Linked DNA regions of Homo sapiens: region 1 is linked to region 2. A link is an interaction called in ENCODE POLR2A ChIA-PET data of the cell type or tissue named here. Cell type or tissue: MCF 10A. All regions are shown on one strand. Each heading gives the region's core, and the rest is flanking DNA. Links, peaks and the distances in the headings are about the cores only.

Evidence for each region. ChIA-PET counts read pairs that join two places held together with the same protein. Peaks named below come from ENCODE experiments on the same cell type or tissue, not always from the same donor. Only the 100,000 strongest peaks of a DNase experiment are listed, where the experiment ranks them.
Region 1: POLR2A ChIA-PET joins it to region 2 with 15 read pairs; 5 of 35 experiments call an interaction of 5 or more read pairs at or near these places.

What each region holds. Positions count from the first base shown.
Region 1 is chr5:180,437,601-180,445,382 of GRCh38, forward strand. LOC124901152 (a long non-coding RNA gene) reads left to right here and starts at 4,159. Exons shown (of 2, transcript XR_007059086.1): 1 at 4,159-4,255; 2 at 5,130-5,640. It also overlaps the pseudogene RNU6-525P. RefSeq lists an enhancer at 3,788-4,987. In MCF 10A, for the core only: no CTCF peak of the experiment used is centred there; DNase peaks (open chromatin) are centred at 2,001 and 4,091.
Region 2 is chr5:180,326,729-180,334,510 of GRCh38, forward strand. GFPT2 (glutamine-fructose-6-phosphate transaminase 2) reads right to left here. Exons shown (of 19, transcript NM_005110.4): 5 at 4,767-4,825; 6 at 3,972-4,106; 7 at 1,549-1,610. Among named protein-coding and RNA genes, the nearest start is that of GFPT2, 23 kb to the right of the region's middle. RefSeq lists enhancers at 2,121-3,110, 3,111-4,098, 5,089-6,076, 7,065-7,782. In MCF 10A, for the core only: CTCF peaks have their summits at 2,101 (motif pointing left), 2,304 and 5,696 (motif pointing left); DNase peaks (open chromatin) are centred at 2,103, 4,243, 4,683 and 5,533.

The sequences.
Region 1 (7,782 bases), core at 1,790-6,789, 110 kb after region 2:
CTCCTGTATTCTTCAGTCCTTGACCTGGCTCCCAGGGGCCTGTCTGTGCTGCCTTCCTTCTGTGCCTGGAAGTGTCCCTGAGCCTTGGCAGCTTCCACGTAGCCTCAGAACCACTTTCCATTTGTATTGTTAGATTAGTTTTAAATATCCAAGTAATCCATGAATTCACTTTTCTTATATATATGTACAATTAACTGCCCCCATTCCCCGCCCAAATCCTAGGTCCCAGGTAACAGCGGTTTCAGCTTTTGCTCCTTCTCCTTGCAGGCCTTTCCTGTGTTTACACCCACCTGCAGCGTGGATAAAGAGTTTCTGGCCGGGCGAGGTGGCTCACGTCTGTAATCCCAGCACTTTGGGAGGCTGAGGCGGGCGGATCACGAGGTCAGGAGATTGAGACCATCCTGGTTAACACGGTGAAACCCCGTCTCTACTAAAAATACAAAAAATTAGCCGGGCGTGGTGGCGGGTGCCTGTAGTCCCTGTTACTCAGGAGGCTGAGGCAGGAGAATGGTGTGAACCCGGGAGGCGGAGCTTGCAGTGAGCCCAGATTGCGCCACTGCATTCCAGCCTGGGCAACAGAGCAAGACTCTGTCTCAAAAAAAAAAAAAAAAGAAAAAAAGAAAAGAGTTTCTATTGGCTGGGCATGGTGGCTCATGCCTGTAATCCCAGCACTTTGGGAGGCCAAGGTGGGCAGTTCACCTGAGGTCAGGAGTTCCAGACCAGCCTGGCCAACATGGTGAAACCCTGTCTCTACTAAAAATACAAAAATTAGCTGGGTGTGGTGGCACACACCTGTAATCCCAGCTACTCGGGAGGCTGAGGCAGGAGAATCACTTGAACCCGGGAGGCAGAGGTTGCAGTGAGCCAGGATCACGCCACTGTACTCCAGCCTGGGTGACAAGAGTGAGACTCCGTCTTAAGAAAAAAAAAAAAGAGTTTCTATGAGTGTGTCACAAAGCGCACAACGTGTCCACATGGTTCTGCCCCTTTGACTTTTTCACTGTCCGCCTGTCTTGCTGAGTGAAACCTCCACCAGTGTGTGGCCCCTGCTGTTCTTTTGATGGCTGTGTGTTCCCCAGTGTGGAGACGGCTGGTGCTGTCTTTCTCCCGCTGATGATGTGGAGGTTCTGGGTAAGATTCTGCAGCTCCCTTCTGCTGTAGACTGAATGTTTGTCCCCAGCCCCGTCAATTCATATATTGAGGCATAAGCCCCAAAGTGATGGTATTAGGAGGGCCTTTGTGAGGTTATTAGGTCACAGGATGAAGCCCTCATGAATGGAACTATTGCCCATATAAAAGGGGGCCCTTGCCCCTTCTGCCATGAGAAGACACAGCTAGAGAACCAGAAAGCAGGCCCTTGCCAGACACCAAAGCTGCTGGTGCCGTGACCTTGGACTTCCCAGCCTCCAGAACTCTGAGAAATCAATTTCTGTTGTTGTTAAGCTCTCCAGTCTGTGACATTCTGCAGTAGAAGCCTGAATGGACTAAGACGCCTTCCTAGGAGTTAGATGATTCCTCCTCCATTATTCTGGGCTGTCTCGAAGCCCCACGGCTGCTCACCCTCTACACAGCCTGGTCATCTCCTGCACTGCCTGGCCCCAGCCCCATCTCCATGCCAGTGTTCCCCACAGCTCCATCTCCAGGTGAGCCTCCGCTGGCCTCCCCCGGCCACCTCTGCTGGACAGCCCACAGGCTCCCGGACTGCTTCGGTGTTGCACGGGGACTGTGAAGAGCTGGGACCGTGGCGAAGAAACATCTGCTGAGCCAAGGACACTGTTGGTCATGCTTGTGTCTTCATAGCAGAAAGTTCTAAAGGCAGTGTTAGGTGGGCCTGTGTACACACAGACCCCGTCTGGGTCGGCACTGCCTGAGGGCAGCCAGCACTGAGGCGGGTCGTGACCCCGTCGGTGCCTGTGCAGAAAGGAGGCTCGCTGCAGAAGGGAAGAAACCTGTGCTAACCCTGCCCCGCCTCCTGCTGGCTCTGTGCCCTGGGGCCTGTCAGTACCGGATCCCAGCCTTGCTTTCCTCACTGGTAAATTAGGGATCTAACGCACAGTCTGCCACGAGGATGGGATTGATGAGATGAGGCAGCCCGAGTTACTGGCTGTGATTTCTGTCGTGATCCTACCCATTTTCTTCTTCGCCCTGCTGTTCTGAAGATTAAATATAACAGTCGAGTGTGGTGGCTCATGCCTGTAATCTCAGCACTTTGGGAGGCTGAGGCGGGCAGATCACCTGAGGTCAGGAGTTCAAGACCAGCCTGGTCAACATGGTGAAACCCCGTCTCTATAAAAAAATACAAAACTTAGCTGGGTGTGGTGGCGCATGCCTGTAATCCCAGCTATTCAGGAGACTGAGGCAAGAGAATCACTTGAACCCAGGAGGGGAAGTTTGCAGTGAGCCGAGATCATGCCATTGCACTCCAGCCTGGGCAACAGCAAGACTCTGTCTAAAATAAATAGATAAAATAAATAAATTAAATAGATCAATAAAACAGTACAACACAGCGTCAGGCACTGTGCCAGCACATTAGAAGGTGCTCCATGAACGCCAGCTTCCTTCCTCTTTCCAGATTTATTTTCAACTGGAAAGCTTCAATGAATGAGTGAATGAGGGAATCACTGCTCCCCTCAGCAGTGAGCTGAGGAGTAGATCCTTGCTGACCGCTGAGCCACAGGCACTGATCAACACCTAGAATGTCGATGGGGACAGTTACCTTGGAGGGGCTGTTGACTGTATCCCCAAGACAGGAGCAGCCAGATGCCCTGTGCCTCCAAAAGGAATGTGTGAGGATGCTCCCAGCCCCACCCCTGAGACTTCCTGCCAAAAAAGTTGAGCCTGAATCCTGCGCATTCGCTTTACGACTGACTTCCAGTTTCAAGGAGGAAGGGGATGGAGGGTCGCATTAAACAACACCTCAAGGCAGCCCAGATCGGGAGGGAGGGTCCCTCTGCAGGACAGAAACCAGCTCGTGCCGCAAGCCAACCGCGAGAAGGGAAGAGGGGGCGCTCTAGGTTACAAGAGAATTAAGAAGCACAACACCCAGATACGTGTGGCCTGTGTTTGGATTCTATTTGAACAAAAGACATGAAAAGAGACTTTATTTTTCAGGCAATGGGGAAGTGTGACTGTGGACAGGGCATTAGATGACATCAAAGACTTCCTGACCACTAAGTGTCATAATAGCATTACAATCATGCAGGAAAATATCCTATGAAGGACGTGGAGATAACATGGGATATGTTTTTCAGGAAGAGCTATGACGGCAGACTAAAAATGTACGGTTATTTGGTGTAAGATATCTGTTTACCAGAGGCCTTCCTATTGGTCTATAGTGTAAGAATATTTTGACAAGCAGTTTTTATTTATAGAAACAAAAATAAAGGTCTTTGCAATCCCAAATACTCAGGAGGCTAAGGCAGGAGGTTTACCTGAGTCCAGGAGTTCAAGGCTGCAGTGAGTTATGATTGTGCCACTGCACTCCAGCCTGGGTGACAGAGTGAGACCCTGTCACACACATACAAAAAAAAGCTATTTGCAAAAATTTTGAAAAGTTAATGGTAAGAATCAATGAGGCCAGGTGAAGTGGCTCATTCATGTCTGTAACCCCAGGACTTTGAAAAACTGAGGAGGGATGATCATTTGAGGTCAGGAGTTCGAGACCACCCTGTCAACATTGTGAAACCCTGTCTCTACTAAAAATATAAAAATTAGCCAGGCATGGTGGCCGCACACCTGTAATCCCAGCTACTCGGGAGGCTGAGGCAGGAGGATTGCTTGAACCCAGGAGGTGGAGGTTGCCGTGAGCTGAGATCACGTCACTGTACTCCAGCCTGGGTGATGGAGTGAGATTCTGTCTAAAAAAAAGAAAAAAAAAAAAAAGCTCAATGGCAGTAATGGTATAGTCAAACTCATCTATTCAATCTATTCATTTATTCATAGCAAAAGCACACAAGCCTGTGGGAAAATAATTTGGCAATAAGCAGCGAGAACCATACAAATACCATGTTCTCTAGCTCAAGACTCTGATTGCTGGGAATTTACCCTGATGAAATAACCCGAAAGAAGGGGAAAACCACTCAGGGCAAGGGTGTGGCTCTGGAGTTACGTGCTTTGCCTTGACGGCACTAGAAAGCAAAGTTCCGAGGACTGTGTTGCAACTTGGAAGCCCGCGCAAGCAGCTGGAAGGGGTGCTGTGATTACAGCCGCGTGAAGGCATGCGCGCTGGGGCCTGGCCAGCGGGGTGCCTGGAGAGGTGAGTGTGGTGGCTGGATCTGGGGGAGAGGCAGGTCCGCTAGGAAGCAGGGGGCAGGGGCAGGGTGTGTTTGCAAGCTGGTACCGTGCTGCCATGGCCACAGGTACAACTTCAGTGCAAATGGATTGTGAGCTGGAGTGACCCCTGAACACCTGGTGGAAACCAGCCGGGCTTACACTGGGCAAAGCTGGGTTGTCAGGGACCCTGGTGAGACCCTGTCTTCCCCCCATTCCTCTCTGCCAGTCTTGGGGCCCTGGGCTCCCACACAGACCGGCTTTCTGCGTGGGATAGGATTATCAGACCCTTTCCTGAAATCGCGGGTGGGAAACAGGTGAGGTCATGAAGGCAGCCTGGGAGGGAGGAAGGGACAGGATGTGGAGGGGAGAGGGAACACAGCAAAGGAGGCTTACTGGTCCAGGTCCTCTGCGTACATCATCTCACTGCCTCAAAATGTTTGGGGAATGAGGCACGGTATAAACTTTCTTCACTTTTCCTTCACTACAGTCTTCTGCAGGTATTATTGTCCCCATTTTACAGACAACGAAGCTGAGGCTCCAAGGGATTGGTAACCTTACAAAGATTTACTAAGTTTTTAGGTGTAAAACTGAGATACTAACCCAGATCTGTGTCTCTGGGGCCAGGCTCTCTGGGGAAATCAGCCCAGGTCATCTCTCTCTCTCTCTCCAGTATCACCTGTGGCTTCTTAGATAGGAAACTGAGGCTGAACACTTACAGGCTTACACAAGTAACTGCACTGCCAGCCTCCTCAATTATTGACCCAGGATCTGATGTCAAGCCCCACCCTCAGGGTGCTGGGCCCTCATGTCCCATTTAAGTGTGGCCCTAAAGGCTGACAGCTTTCCTTTCCCAACAGGTACCTGGTCCATCCCTCCAGGCCCCTTAGAGAGAGGACTCAGAGAAGAGACTGAGGGAGATGGGATGTGCCAGGGTTTCCTGCTAGGAGCCTCATCTTTCTACCCCTTCTCTGTTCCCGAGAACACAGTGGTCATCCCCTCTGGAAGATGAAGTAACAGGGCACCATCTTGGAAGCAAAGAGAGCAGCCCTCGCCAGACTCCAAGTCTGCTGGAGCCTTAATCTTGGACTTCCCAACCTCTAGAGTTGTGAGAAAATAAATTTCTATTTATAATTTACCCAGTCCATGGAGTTGTGTTACAGCAGCACAAGTGGACTAAGACGCTGTCAACACTTGTTAATTTCTGTTGTTATGCCATCGTAGTGGTTGTAAACTGATATCATGTTGTGATTTTGATTTGCATTTCCCTGATGATTAGTGATGTTGAGCATCTATCTGTTCATGTGCTTGTTGGCCCTTTGTGTATCTTCTTTGAATAAATGTCTATTCAAGTTCTTTGTCCATTTTTAAGCTGGGTTGTATGTCTTCATTGTTGTTAGGTTGTAACAGTGCTTTATACGGCCAGGTGCGGTGGCTCACGCTTGTAATCCCAACACTTTGGGAGGCCCAGGCAGGCGGATCACCTGAGGTCAGGAGTTCGAGACCAGCCTGACCAACATGGAGAAACCCCATCTCTACTAAAAATACAAAAAAAATTGGCTGGGTATGCTGGCACACGCCTGTAATCCCAGCTAGTCAGGAGGCTGAGGCAGGGGAAGTGCTTGAACCCGGGAGGCGGAGGTTGTGGTGAGCCAAGATCGCACCATTGCACTCCAGCCTGGGCAACAAGAGCGAAACTCCATTTCAAAAATAATAATAATAATAATAATAATAATGCTTTATATATTCTGGATAGTAGATTTTTTATCAGATACATGATTTGCAATTTCCTTCTCCCATTCTGAGGGCTGTCTTTTCACACTTTCTCTCTCCTCTTTTTAAAAAACAGGGTCTTGTTCTTTCTTCCAGGCTAAAGTGCAATGACATAATCTTAGCTCACTACAGCCTCAGACCCCTGGGCTCAAGTGATACTCCCACTTCAGCCTCCCAAGTAGCTGGGACTATAGGTGTGCACCACCACACCTGACTAATTTATTTATTTATTTATTTTTTGAGAAGGAGTCTCGCTCTGTTGCCCAGGCTGGAGTGCAGTGGCATGATCTCAGCTCACTGCAACCTCCGCCTCCTGGGTTCAAGCGATTCTCGTGCCTCGGCTTCCTGAGTAGCTGGGATTACAGGCATGCACCACCATGCCCGGCTAATTTTTCTATTTTTAGTAGAGATAGAGTTTCACCATGTTGGCCAGGCTGGTCTCAAGCTCCTGACCTCAAGTGATCCACCCGCCTCAGCCTCCCAAAAGTGCTGGGATTATAGGCGTGAGCCACCACACCTGGCCGACAGTGTTCTTTGATGCACAAAAGTTTTTAGTCTTGATAAAGTACAAATTTATCTATTGTTGTTGCATGTGACTTTGGTGACATCTGAGCACCCATTGCCAAATCCAGGGCATTAGGATTTGCCCCAGTGTTTTCTCTAAGAGTTTTTTGTAACTTTAACTGTTATACTTAGGGTTTCGGTCCCTTTTGAGTTGACTTTTGTTTATAGTGTGAGGAAAGGCCTCAGCTTTATTTTTTTGCATTTGGATATCTGGTTGGCCCAGCATCATTTATTGATGAGATTGTTCTCCATGAAAGGGCTTTGAATTATTATTGGTTGAAGAATAGTTTTTCTGGGTTCCCTTGCTTCAGTAGCATATATACTAGAAACTGGAATGACACAGAGAAGATTAGGATGGCCCCTGGGCAAGGATGACGTGCAAATTTGTGAAGTGTTCATTTTATTAGAAATAAAAATTAAATTACAAATTTTCTAAGGAATTATTTTTTGGATATAGAGTTCTTGGTTGACAGTTTTTTTTTTCTTTCATCATTTTAAATATGCCAACTTTCCGGCCTCCATGGTTTCTGATGAGAAATCAGCTGTTAATCTTATTGAGGATCCCTTATATGAGACAAGTTTACTTCTCTTGTGATGCTTTCAAGATTCTCTCTTTTGCTGGATAGGAGTGAAGCAAGATGGCAAAATAGGACTTTACAGTGATTGTCCCGCCACAGAAACATCAATTTGAACAACTATTCATGCTTGAAAATATCTTCACACGAGCTAAGGAAACCAGGTGAGAGAGAGCAGTATCTGGTTGTAGCATAATGAGAAAGTATATATTGGCGAGGGCAGGAGAGGCAGTTTTAAGTTACCCACATCATCCATCCCCAGCCCCAGGCAGCACTGAATTGAGAGATGCCATCCTCTGGGGAGGAAGAGAGGGAAGTAAGCATAGGACTTTTCCTTAGACCCCAGTACCAGGCCCAGCACCAGGCAAACCCCCACATCCCACATCCCATATTCCAGGCCAGTAATCATGGACTGAGCCTCTAAACCTGCCCTCAGATCACACCATATACAAAAATTAACTCAAAACGAATTAATGACTTAAATGTAAGAACCAAATTATGAAACTACTAAAAGAAAACATTTGGGAAAACTCCACGGCATTGGCCTGGGTAAGGACTTTTTGCAGATAACCCCCAAAGCATAGGCAACGAAGCAAAAATA
Region 2 (7,782 bases), core at 1,829-6,828:
TGGCAAATGACTCCCCCAAATTTTATTGCTGTAGGTTGAGCTCTGTGGTTTCTCTAGACCTTGAGACATATAATTCTCCCAAGACAACCCGAAGATTGTACTGCAGGTTATAGAGCCCTCAGTTATAGGCAATTTAGAAAAATAAAGCTTTATTGCTTCTTCACGCTGCCTTCTTCTGAGTTCATTTAAAATAGTAAATCATGATAAAATTGGATTTTAAAAAGGGCTTCTAAATTTGATAGGAACCAACTGGTATTTTATAATTCTATGAATTGAAGGAATTAAATTCCAAATGGCAAATTAGTTCCAGTTTTAGAAAAGGTTAAAAAAAATGATGATAAATTCCTGTTGTTTCCTGCTGAGATACTACGCCAGTCTGGAAGAGACAGCCTCACCCTCTCCGGCCGTCTCCCAGGCCACAGGTTCATTCCAGATGGCTCCCCTGGGGCTTCAGATGAAGCCCGCAGCCCACAGGGCACTGAGGCCATTTAGAGCCGGCCTCTGTCCGCCTCTCCACTCCCCACAGCCTTTGAGGCCCTGGAGCAGTGTCCATACCACCTTGCTCACCACTGTCTCCCATGCCTGGCACACAGCAGGTGTCAGTAAACACACACTGGGCCTAGAACGCCTCCGTCCCACCAATGCCCTTGCACCATGCCCCCACCTTGCCAACGGGGATCCTGGGAGGTCCCACTCCCTCTGGGCCCCTTGCCTTTGCTCATGCTGGTTCCTCTTCCCACTGCCTGCCTGGGGCTACCTGCCATTGCCCCCCTGCCAGGTAAGGTGATATCCTGTGCTGGGGCCGGGCACAGGGCATCACTATCCTCTGCCCTTCTCTGCCCTCCTGTACAACTGTTCAGCCCTTCAAGGCAGGGACCAGGTCAGATGTCACTAAGTCCCCAGGGCCCAGCACACAGTAAGTGCACAGTAAATATTAGTTGCATGGTTGGATGGATGATCAACCTATGTGAATATAAACAGGATGGCACTTAACCTGCTTCTGTAAATCCATGCAGCACTGGGGGCCCACCGTAACAGAGGGACACATTGGGGCAAGCAGGCTCTCTGAGCCGATTCCTGGCATGCTCCTTTGTGAAGGTGAAGCTTGAGCCCCGGGCCTTCAAGGCCTCTGCTGTACTGGATCCAAATCAATATTCACTTTGCTCCCTAGTTTCATGTTCATAATTTTGCTTTTTCTTAAAGGGGGGCCCACATTGTACAGGCTTCAAGCCCCACAAAACCTGGATCTGCCCTGTCTGTACGATTTTATTTATAACTGGAATTTGTTGCCCACCTCTAAAAATCTGTGGAGATTTCAAACACAAATCCAACTTTCTGGTTTCTTTTTTTTTTTTTTTAATTCAGAAGTGTAGCACCACCAGCCATGGAGATGGTGGGGCGCGGTCCCCGGGGCTGAGCCACAGTTGTTCTTTAGACACCACGAGCACCTTTCAGCGTGCCACAGGCCCTACCTCTCCCGTCTCCCTCCAGCTAAGTGATTTTATTTTCGTTCTTTCTTATGGGAAATGCCAGTGTGTTTTGCCTCACCGTGTGGCAACGGCTTCTCCTGGGTAGTGGACACTCTTGAAAACCAGCGCGAATGCACCTTCCTGAAAACACACAAACAGTGAGGGTCAACGCGTTCCAGCAGCCGCTGCTGCAGCCTGGCCACAGCCCAGGTGCGTCTCCCTGGGCCCCTCCTGATGGCGGGAGGTCCTGGGGTCCCTCGGGGAGCTGAGTGCAGAACAGCGCATCCGGGGTGACATCACGAGGGAAAGCAAAACAGACGGTGCCACGGGAAGTACCACAAACCAGAACATGTGAATTCCACGGTGAGCGATGTGCGGCTTGCCCAGGCCCACAGGGAGCCCGGCAGGGGTGCCAGCTGGGTAGACGGGGCAGTGAGAGTCACAGGAAATGATAGCTGGGACCAGGCTTCCCTGCCCTGCTCAGGGACAGCACCTACTCAGCAAGCCCCTGTGAAGTGCACTTTAGCTCAACACACGGTAGGGCCTGGGTTCAAATCCTGGCTCCACCCCTGCACTGGGCTCTCCCTTTAGCCTTCTTGGCGCCTCGTTCTCCTCATCGGTGAAGGAAGTGAGAACAGCGCCACCTGGCGGGGCTTCCGTGACGATGATAAGCTAATGCACTGAGCCTGGCATCCGGAGACCCAAGAGAAGCACAGGTTGTCATGACCGTTACTGCTATTATCCTTTCCATGGATACGACTGCCACCTGCCCTCTGGGCCTCAGCTGGTTGGTTTGTGCAAAGCCAGAACTAGAATCCAGCTCTCCTAACACAAGAGGCCAGATGGTTTTTTGACTTAAATTCTTGGTGTAAATTCTTCCCCCACGTCCTGACCATCCTGTACTAACTTACCGCAACCCTAGCAGAGCTCAGTTATATATAACCAGCTGCAAATCTGAATTTCCACAAGAAATCCTCCAAGTGTGGAAGCCACGGGCAGCCCCAGGCCCCGGGTGGTCAGCGTGTCGGGTCCAGGTTGCCAACTCAGCTACAGGGCCAGGAACCTGAGTCACCGTCCCCAGGCCTCATTGGGGCTTTCAAACTGCCCCAAACCAGGGGGCTTCAGGCAGACCCTGGTGCTTTTGTCAACAATAAAATAGGACTGAATGGAAAAACACTGCACGTTCTCTGCCAAAAAGAGCCCGGTACTGTCCCAGGTAGGAAAAGTCTTAAGTTTAAAAGTGTCATTATGAGAGAGGTATTTCTGAAATTTCAAAATAAAAATGGAAAAGAAGAAACAGCATGCTGTAATACCTAATTGGCTCACTGTACCTTATCCAGCACATTAAATGTGGGATAGGCTGTTTTTTATAAACACGTCCTCTAAATGATGGACCTCCAAAAACGGGAGTTAGAGGACAAAAAGGCTTCAACAGTAGACTTACTTTTTAAATCAGACTCTGAAAACACCTGCTCAAGAATGATGTATTTTACACTACAGGATGGTGCCTGCCAGATGTTCTGGACTCTGGGCCAGTGTCCAGGCTGCCACAGCCCTGGGGGAGCTACTGGGTGGCACTGCTGTCTGACAGGATGGGCTCTGAGAGGCCCGGACCCCTCTCGTCCTCCCGCACCCTGCATGGGCCTGTGTCTGCTCCACCTCCTCCTCAGTGTAGGGGCCTCCCCTTGGACAATACGCCCAGTGTGTGCTCCCTTCTCAGGGACTTCTTCTCCCTGGGCCCTGTCCTCTGGGATGTCCCCAATCTCTCTCCCTCTCTCCCTCTTTTGGGCCATTCCGTTCCACATACAGACATGCTGTGATATCACCTATCACAAAAACAGGCCAGGCACAGTGGCTCACGCCTGTAAATCCCAGCATTTTGGGAGGCCAAGGCAGGTGGATCACTTAAAGTCAGGAGTTCGAGACCAGCCTGGTCAACATAGTGAAACCCTGTCTCTACTAAAAGTACAAAAATTAGCCAGGTGTGGTGGTGCGTGCCTGTAGTCTCAGCTAACTCAGGAGGCTGAGGCAGGAGGACTGCCTGAACCTGGGAGGTGGAGGTTGCAGTGAGCCAAGATCACACCACTGCACTCCAGCCTGTGCAACAGAGTGAGACTCTGTCTCAAAAAAGAAAAACCTAGAAACACATCCTCGCTTGGTACCACAACTCTCTCTGCACACCACCACCAAGCTCACGTGTGCATCATAAAAAGCCACGGACTCTAATGCCAGTCACAATTTCAGAAGTGTCACGATGAAGCAGGGCACTTTCTATTTGATGTTGACTACCCAAACCACAGAACGTCTTCCAGTTCTACAAGAGTGTAACATCTTAAGGCCAGGCTCTGCAGATGGGCTGTCTTTTATCCCCAGGACTCTGTGCAAGTTTGTCTAACAAGGGCTTATAAAAAATGAAGGATTCCTTGGCACTTGCTGCTTGAAAAAAATGTTTTTAATGAAAGAATGAAGGAATGAGTTAGACAGATGGGATTTGTAACTCACCAACTGCTGAATGACTCTCTCGACCAACGTTGAAAACGTAATGTCCTCAGTTTCTCTGTTGTCGAACACATATTTAATCAGCTTGGCGATGGTCTCTGTATCTGTTTCTGACTCAAACTCGTAGCCTTTGCTTTCCTGGAATATGCAGTCGGCACAGTGTGAGAGATTGGTCATTGCACAATGCCTGCCTGGCCAACTCCCTCTCCTCCCTGGTGATCTGCCCTTGGAGTGACTTAAGTCAAGAACAGGGAAAACCGGGAAGGGGGGAAAAATGTTTGCCAGCATCACAGCCAAATACCTCTGAGTCACTCCCGGAGGCCCTGAGATCATCCCACCTCAGAAGCTCACCCTTGCCACTAATCTGGACATTGCAAAATAACAGCAGTCAAAATGATAAAATACGTTGAGTCAAACCCACCCACATCCCAACTAACACCACAGAGCCTTTCAAACTTCAGACAGTCACTGTCTGACTTTCCGTCCCAACTCCGCCGGTATACGAGTCGCTGTGTTATATAATGCAGACAGTTTAATAAAACGAAGCTCCTGTTATTTTGATTCTGGGAATCTGCAGTGGCCCTTGAGATAAACACTAATGCCCTGTTATCTCCTCAAACGAGATCTGCAGGGCCTGGCTCAGCCAAGGCAGAGGTTTCTTCTCAACACGGTGACGTGGCTGAGTGTGGGTCTCACTCAGTTCCCACACTGGTTTCCGCAAGGAAATGAGCTGGCTGGAAAGTTTCTGGGGAGACCAATCCCACCGGACTGAGACATCACCTAGGGGAAGCATCTTACCAGAAATTTCCTCAGATCTTTGTAATTTGTGATGATCCCATTGTGGATGACAACAAATTCTGAAAGAAAAGTTAAGAGAGAAATGCTATTGAGAAGGAGGTTCATGTCAGATGTGAAGAGAGATGATTTCAAGGCTTGAGAACTCTCTGCAAACTCCAGGCCTCAAGACTTCTGTTAAGCACACTTTGTTTACAGTGATTAGCACAGATGTTTACGGCAGCAACTACAGTGGAACCAGGGATTAGCACCAGGGATGTCTAGGGCAGCGGCTACTACAATGGGATCCGGAGGAAATACACATCCCTCTTTCAGTGACCAGCAGCCACCAGCCTGACCGTGCAGAGAGCTCTCCCCTGTGCGCTATTATAGTATCAAACAGGCTTTGGGGTTCATGTCCCACGGGGATGATGAGCCCTTCGTTCCAGAAGTGATTCCAGGCACTCTCAACTGGCTTTAGGCACAAAGAGGTCGCAAAGAACAGTCCAGCACCGTGCTGTGTTTGACCCACACTGTGTTGTAAAAATATTTGAGTTTTTAAAATTCTGAGTGTTCACTTTAAAATCCTGGTTTCCTTGGGGGAAAAATCCCAGAAGTTCTGGCATCCCCAGGCTCAGCCACATTCCTGCACAGCAGGATCTGCCAGCTGCAGCTTTTCCCACCTCCCCAGTTCCTGCCGCACAACCCAGCTCACGCGGGCGGCTTCCTGCACAGGTAGCACCCCGCTGATCCTGGCGGGGAGGTGGCGGGGGGGCGGGGGGAGCAGGGGGATGCGGGGGATGCGGTGAGGGATGTCTGCCTCCACCCCACTGCATTTTCTCAATGAATAGCCCGCATATGAGTGCCTTGAGGGAAAGATCCAAGGCCAGCCTGAGAATTTTTCTGGGCAAGTAGCTCCGTTTCCCTCTCCCCCTAGAGGACAGAAAGATTCCCTATTACCCTTGAGGTTCAATAATTCCACCAGGAGGTGTCTAGATGTGGGATACGCTTCATAAATATTGACTATTTTTTTCAAAGCATCACTGTGAAGTCTTATTTGTTTTTATTATTACCATTATTATTTTGAGACAGAATCTCACTCTGTTGCCCAGGCTGGAGTGCAGTGGCGTGACCTTGGCTCACCACGACTGCTGCCTCCCGGGTTCAAGCGATTCTCCTGCCTCAGCCTCCCAAGTAGCTGGAATTGCAGGTGCTCGCCACCACACCCGGCTAATTTTTGTATTTTTTTAGTAGAGACAGGGTTTCACCATGTTAGCCAGGCTGGTCTCGAACTCCTGACCTCAGGCGATCCACCCACCTTGGCCTCCCAAAGTGCTGGGATTATAGGCTTGAGCCACTGTGCCTGGTCTATTGACTATTTTTGATCCCTTCTTTGGATATCCAACTCAAGTTTTCCTTCAGTTCGGGAAAGATTTCTCCCACAGCATCTTTTGAAATCTTTTCCATTATTCTTTTTCTTTATTCTCACCATGATTTCCTCTATTTAAAAAAATTGTAGTGTTTGTTTTTGTGAGGTCACACCCAAAAATGGGAGGGCTTAAATAAGAAAAGCCCAGTTTCAACAGATGTGCTGACCACAGCTCAGCTTTATTTTTTATGTATTTATTTATTTATTTTTTACTGCTCTGTGCTCTGATCGCTTCTTGTGCACACCAGTTACCCATATGTTGGATCCATATTAACTGGCTCCACGTCCATCCCCTTCTCCATTTTTTTATATCTATGGTGATATTGTTTCTTTTTCTTTCTTTTTTTTTTTCTGAGATGGAGTCTCACTCTGTCGCCCAGGCTGGAGTGCAGTGGCGCGAGCTCGGCTCACTGCAAGCTCCGCCTCCCAGGTTCACGCCATTCTCCTGCCTCCGCCTCCCGAGTAGCTGGGACCACAGGCACCCGCCACCATGCCTGGCTAATTTTTTGTATTTTTAGTAGAGATGGGGTTTCACCGTGTTAGCCAGGATGGTCTCGATCTCCCGACCTCATGGTCCGCCCGCCTCGGCCTCCCAAAGTGCTGGGATTACAGGCGTGAGCCACCATGCCTGGCCGGTGATATTGTTTCTTTACATTATTCTCTTAATTCTGCTACACTTTCTTTCATCTCAGTCTATGATCCTATCATTAATTTGTTTTCTGGAATCCATGTTGTCTCTGCAGAATCTTTGTGTAATTTCCTTGTGTGGTATAGTTGCTGGGCGTTCAGACTTCCTTAAAAGCATGCTCTTCAGCTATCACTGCTGAGTGTCAAAGAAATTTTATAAATCTTTGCTTATTGTCCTGTTGTTTTCTTTTCAATTACTCATCCTGAGTCAGGGCTGGAGTGTCCAAGTTTGGGTGTGGGTGGGCCTCCTGGGAGCCTCCCTGCTTTGGGGACACAATGAGAATCATCATCTACACTGAAGTGGGGGATTTTCCAATGAGGTTCATTTTATCACTGGGAAGGGCAGGAGGCTGTGGCTAAAGTGGCAACATCTCAGGGCACATGGTCTGGGCGCAGTGTTTTCTCGGCCAGCACGACTGCCCCAGGGACCAGCTTCTGCACTTGACCTGGGCTCTGGCCAGATGTACATTCTAGGTCCTCAGCACCATGGGGTCTGCTGTCCTCCTCCTGGACATAGGGTGTGTGCCTCAGTCACGAAATGCCCTATGGTTCAGGGCATGAGCCAGACCCAAGGAAGAGGCCCTCGCAAAAACCTCACTCCCTCAAGACCCTGATCACTAGGATGCATGAGTAGCCCTGGCTCCTGTGCTACCACCAAGCTGCTCTGCTGAGCAGGGTGGATGGGGCTCTCCTTCCGTTTTCTGGGGGACGCCTTCCCTTCCAAATTGGGCGGGGTGAGCTGGTGAGGCCCTGCAGAGTGCTCTGGGGAGAAGCAGCACCACTGCACTTTCTGTGGGTGGTGGGGGTGCCTGCCCATCCCGCCCAGTTACACTGCCTCGGAGAACCACTGATCAGCAGTGGGTGGGGGACACCAAGCAGGCTGGTGCTGCTCTCCTGTGGCCTGACTTCCACAAGGATTAACCG